2 separate regions of the Homo sapiens genome follow, and region 1 is linked to region 2. The links are chromatin contacts, found by Hi-C in ENCODE. All regions are on one chromosome and are shown on one strand. Each heading gives the region's core, a stretch centred on a gene start or an enhancer-like site at or near the end of the contact. The rest is flanking DNA. Distances are from core to core; before and after follow the strand shown.

What was found. Hi-C counts contacts between places; a loop is a spot of excess contacts on that map. Pooled maps may share reads with other maps.
Region 1: a pooled map shows a loop between it and region 2 (2.4-fold over the local background). The contact joins the enhancer-like site here to the promoter of C3orf52 in region 2. A Hi-C loop is called at or near these places in 1 of 168 maps with a recorded cell type or tissue (naive thymus-derived CD4-positive, alpha-beta T cell) and 7 of 50 pooled maps.

What each region holds. Positions count from the first base shown.
Region 1 is chr3:111,609,106-111,611,805 of GRCh38, reverse strand. All of the region lies in intron 8 of CD96 (CD96 molecule), which reads right to left. Among named protein-coding and RNA genes, the nearest start is that of ZBED2, 15 kb to the right of the region's middle. RefSeq lists a silencer at 1,327-1,376 and an enhancer at 769-1,968. Within about 2 kb of position 1,450, at least 5 of the 41 ENCODE cell types and tissues checked have a DNase peak (open chromatin) inside an H3K27ac peak, as active enhancers do.
Region 2 is chr3:112,085,022-112,087,907 of GRCh38, reverse strand. It overlaps C3orf52 (chromosome 3 open reading frame 52), which reads right to left and starts at 1,519. Exons shown (of 6, transcript NM_024616.3): 1 at 1,363-1,519. The coding sequence starts at 1,500. RefSeq lists silencers at 1,605-1,654, 1,675-1,724, 1,775-1,824 and an enhancer at 1,341-1,857.

The sequences.
Region 1 (2,700 bases), core at 201-2,700, 480 kb after region 2:
GCTTGTCTTCTCATGTCCTGCACTCATTTTGTTTTACGCCTTTGCTTATGATGCGAATGTGAAGATCCATTTCTCATCTTTCTTCCACCTGAGTCAGTATTTTCTTCCAGACCCTGCATGAAGACTTCCCTGATCCCCCTTCCTTTCCCCCAGCACTCACTGACTTTTCTTACTTTTCAGCAGCAGATACATGTTGATAAAGGCAGAAACTATTGGACAGCAATTGAGGCACCTGAATACAGGCATGGCATGACTAGCAAAGGGGTCAGAAGTTGCTATCACAAACAAATCACTGGAGCCTTCTCACTGTCTTGCAGACTCTCTCTGGCGTTCCCCTGTTAACACTAGAATCCAATGCCCCTATCAACTGCCGAATTTCTGATTTACTTTCTTCTAATCTCATCTAATGACATGTCTTCTGGGTTGATCCCCCACCATTTCTGACATGCTTACTCATAAATCAGTAGTTTTGTTGCATCCCCTGGTCAGTTGCTTCCTTTACCCTGTGCCCCTCAATGTCTGATCATCCACTTGCCGAAGATCAGTTATGTCTACCTGGGGTGCTGGCTGAGGGTTAGAGGCAGACTGGACCTAGTGTTTTACTCTAAGTATCCAGGAATAGAAAGACCCAGATAGTGAGGACCAGCTAAGTCCTTAGAAAGGGCTTAATATTAAAATCAACATCATCAGGTCTAAGGGTCATGTGCAGACATAACAATAGGAGGCAGAGCCAAAGGGACTGATGGGCAGTAAAACAGGAGGCAAGGCAAGTGGGTCACACAGGATCGTAAGCTCTGTAAGCAACAGGAGCCCTGTCTGTCTTGTTCATCACTGTATCCTGTACCTCAAAAGTCCCTGACACATTGTAGGCGCTCCATACTTATGAGTTTCATGAATAAGTGTCTTGGATGATTGCCACACCGGGTTGGCATCTCTTAGGCTACGTAACTCTTAGCCAAATCATAGCCAGTGAATTGAAAGGCACAGGGCTCTCTCCTCAAGGCGACGGAAACTCCTGAATTGTGTCTGTACAGCCCCACCCTGGATTCATCAGTTGTCTCTGATTGTTCCACATGGACTTGTCTCATCTTGCCACTTAGCTTGTCAGCCTGTCTTCCTTGAACTGCGCTGAGAATGCAGCTGGGACTCAGCAAACACGAATTGGTTCAGGTTGAATTGAGCTGGGCTTCCCTGGATAACTCTTACAGTTTGTTATGAGTTATTAAGTTCTCCTCCCCTCATTAAAGAATATTGCTTTCATGACCTTCAACATTTGTTTAAAAAATATCCTTTCATCGAGGAAAAAATAAGAATTGGATGCTTGCAGCCAGACATGCAGCTTCGTAATGATGACTGGATTATAAAGCTCATTACATCTTAGAATTCGGAATGAAACCACAGCCTTTGAAGTTGGTTTCCGTGACATACTTCATCTCACTTCCTTTCTTCAAAGAACATGCAAAGGTGAATCCTACCAGCTTCTGAGGCAGGAAGTCATCGTGTGATTTCACAATTACCCTCCAGTTTGCCAAGGCAAAATTTGGATTTTTCAATAGTAATTCAGTGATTATTCCAAAAAGATAAGTTTATTTAGACATAATCTGCCACTGGTTTAACATGAGTTTTATTGACATACAAAATCAAACAGAAAATTATTCCAAACATAAACTATTGTTGCCATCTTGACAGAAATCCAGATTTGATTTTGTAAAGTAAGAGATACCTACTGTAATTACACCTAAGCCTTGATCTAAAACAAGTCTTCTTGGCCTTGGCACTATTGACATTTTGAACCAAATAATTCTTTGTTGTGAGGGCTGTTCTGGGCTGTGTTGTACAATGTTTAGCAGCATCCCAGGCCTCTATACACTAGATGCCAGTAGCACCCTCCTACCCTCATTGTGACAACCCAAAATGTCTCCAGGCACTGCCAAAGGTCCTCTGGAGTGGCAAAATTACCCTGGTTGACAACCACTTATCTAACACAATCCTCAGGTCCAATGTGGTGGAACCTTGTTTTACGGAGGTCTTTTGAGTCTGCACAGACTTCCCAACTACATCGTCTTAGTGTGATAGTAGATCAGGTGGCATTTTTCCCCCCTGCTTTTTAAACAAATATGGTACTTGACTGTGCTTTCTTTCCTTCATTAATACTAAAACTATATTAAATTGTAGGCTTCTGAAGTGTAACAACTGCTTTCTTTTGCTTTGAATTTTGTCACAGAAGAATTGTGTTTGTAAGCACTGATATAAGCACTTAGTGTATGTAGACTAACCCCATAAAAATGCAACTAGAAGAAATTCATGTCTGCTTTTAACTAGCAGAATATAAATGCCATGAGGACATTTTTTTTTTCAGTTTTGTTCATTGCTGTATTCACAGCACCTACAAAGGTACCTGATATATAGTAAGTGCTCAATAAATATTTGATGAATAAATAATACCACTTTCTTTCTAAAATAAAGTGGAATGAGGTCCTTCCCCCATTTCATAAAGGATAGCATTTGGAGTCCTTAAACTGGGGCTCAAGGCTTTGTTTACTTTGCATTTTCCAATTTTCATCCCTGTTTTTTTGGTACACAATACCACCTCTTTGATCCAAACTTATCTACTGATGCTTTCTCAAATGCCCATAAACATCTTTGTCACTGCACAAATGCTCACTTTGTTTTCTCTGTTTAGAACGTTCTTTCGAGCTC
Region 2 (2,886 bases), core at 270-2,769:
CTTGCCTCTGGGACACACTTCTTAGTGGCAAAACTGTCACCAGATTTCTGGATTCAGCCCCAAGCTAGGGAGTCTTTAGGGTGTGCGGGTCCATCTAATCTGAGGCAAGTATTTCCAACTCCCATTCCTGGACACCGCCCTGGAGGACTCATACAGCCAGTTCACAGTTGTGGCCACTTGCACTGGTGACCAGACTATCTTTGTTCAACCTTCATTCTTCTGTGGCATTCATATTTTATTCAGAAATAAGTTTCCAAATTACTCTCCAGAGTACCTATAAAAGCAGACTTTGCAATAGTTCCAGGAATCAATGTAGAACAAAAGCAATGCTTTCAACTTTTGAATTTCCTGCTTATCCCTAAAATCAACAGCTGGGCAGCCAAAAAGTTGGGGGTGGAGGAGTGGGGCCTAGAAAGATCAGGTCGGGGCTCTATATGGGGAGTTCTGTGCACCCAGAAAACCTCAAGCCAATCTTAGGAGTTAATCAGAAGGTGGATGGCTGGGAAGTCAAAGCTCTGATGTTTTACAAGTCTTTGATGAGAGTGAATAATGTTCCCATCATTGCTAGGGATGAATCAGAAAAGAGCTTGGCCTAAAAATAGCCAGGGACTTCCTTAGGGATTGAGAGGAGGTAAAAGCAAGGTGGGCGAAGTCTCAACCTTCGAGACAAGAACTTTGAAATTATTTTCTTTCAATTGAGCAGGGCAAGTTCACCTCCCCCGCGCCGACCCCCTAACCCGCCCGCCCCATCTCTACGCCAGCCCTACCCCTTCTCCCCTTCTGACCGCTTTCTCTCCTCTGTGCTCTCCCCTATCTCTCTTCCGGCAGAATCCAATGGCCAGGCTGGGAGAAGGCAGAAAGTGCTTGGCGGATGGTAGGCATGGAAGAAGGCTGGGGGCTGCGGCGAGGTGGGTGGAGGGGAGGGAGAGAAGTGGCAAGGCAGTGAAGGTAAGAGGAGGACAGAAGAGATTCTGAGAGAAGGAGGATACTCAATTTGTCATTCTCATTCTCCCTACTGGAAAAAAGAAAAACTGAATTAAAAGTTACATAACTTTAAAAAACTACTTCCATCTCCGGAATACCTCTCTGAAGACAGCAGCGGCCACACCTCACCACTAGGATTCCTAAAGCGCCTCGGGGGTCAGAGGGGTTGGAGGACCCCAGGGGCTGGGGAGGGGACTGCTCGGGCCGAAAGGTGTCGCGGTGACTCGGCTCCATTCAGAGCACTCGAGCGCGCCCCACCCTCGCTCGGCGCCGTCGACGCCCCGCCTGACTGGAAACCCGAAACTCGCGGGTGCCAGGCCCGGGTCCTACTACTGTCCCGCCGCCGGCAAGTTAGGGCCAGCGCCAAGGGGACCTTACCTCGGCCGGGGGGACCTCCTCGTCCAAAGAAGGGAAGACCTTGTCGGCACCATTGAGAGGCGTGTTCTCTTCTGGCTGCCGCTCGAGCACCGAGAGCTCCAGCTCGTCTACTGGCTGTGAGGGTTGGGCCAGGTCCATGTGCCGGCAGGGAAAGTCTGAGCGGCTCCGCGGGAGGCCACAGCGCCGGCGAGTCGAGCGACCTCCCCGCCTCACACTCCACCCACTGGGCGGGGCGTCGCGGACCTCGGGCGGCGGGAGCGGACCGGAGCGGACAGGAGGGGCAACTGTGAGTGGCGGCCACTCCCTGGATCCCGCGGGGTAGAGCACCTGAGGCCGTGCCGGAGTGGGCTCCAGAGCCGAAGGCTGTTTTTCTGATTTGTTCAGGGCGCTGCCTGCTATGCCTTTCCCCGCGCCTGCAGATGCAGACCATCTCCGTTTAGGGGCTGCCTGGGTGCCGGGCTGTGGTAAGGAAAGGGTGGGCCCGGCAGCACCGTCCAACGGAGAAAAGTTTGCGATCTAACCCTACGAACTGTTGGTTGTTGGGGTTTGCCACAGTCCTCGCGGCCTAGCAAAAGTGCATTCATTCAATCAACAAATAACCATGCCTCGTGCCAGCATGGTGCTAGGTTCTGAGTGCATGAAGGTGAATAATATACACCAACACACTTCCTCGCAAGTCCAGAGTCAGGCACAGAGACAGTATTGTGTGGTGCTGGGGACAGCGGACTCTAAAACCAGTGTACCTGGGTTATTCTCCACCCAGAGGGTTCCTCACTGTGAGACCTCGGTCTTCATCTCTCTGTGCCAACGTCCTCATCTGGAAAGTTGGTGTAATATTTGTACCCTCCTAAATGTAGTTGTTACCAGGATTACAAGGGTTGTTGTAAGCAAAGCACTCAGAACAGTGATTGACACAGCAAGCACTCATAAATGACCATTATTATTTATCTTTGAGAGGAGGGGCCTTACACACACACACACACACACACACACACAATGCACGCGCACACACAATCTCCTTGACACCCTATCTGTAGTTCAGAACTTCCGGTTTAGTTAGCATGGAATTATGTTTGTTAAGCACAGCATGGGTTGGGCCAAGGGCCTCAACTCTCAAGCTTCTGTTCCGAATAGTCTTGCTCCTTACTTCTCACCCTCCACGCAACACACACACACACACACACACACACACACACATTAAGACCAGACCATTAACAAGAAGCATATAAATCAGCTCCACTCCAAATATGTTGACTTGAGTCCAAAAGTCTGGCATCTTCAGTACCTGATGTTGAGACACAGCCTAGATATCCTGTCTCCAGCAGTCTGATGCCTGCTACCAGATCCCCTGAACTTTGGATCCATCTGCCTGCTAAGGGGAGTCTGCAGTGACTCATCTGCTGACCTGCACTGACTTCTGCTCCAACAGGTGGATCTTGCAAGAATCAGGCTGCATTCTCAGCTGGGATTTTTGAACAGGTTTTTTAACCAAGGAGCAAGGGTTAAGGGAATCAACAAGGCATG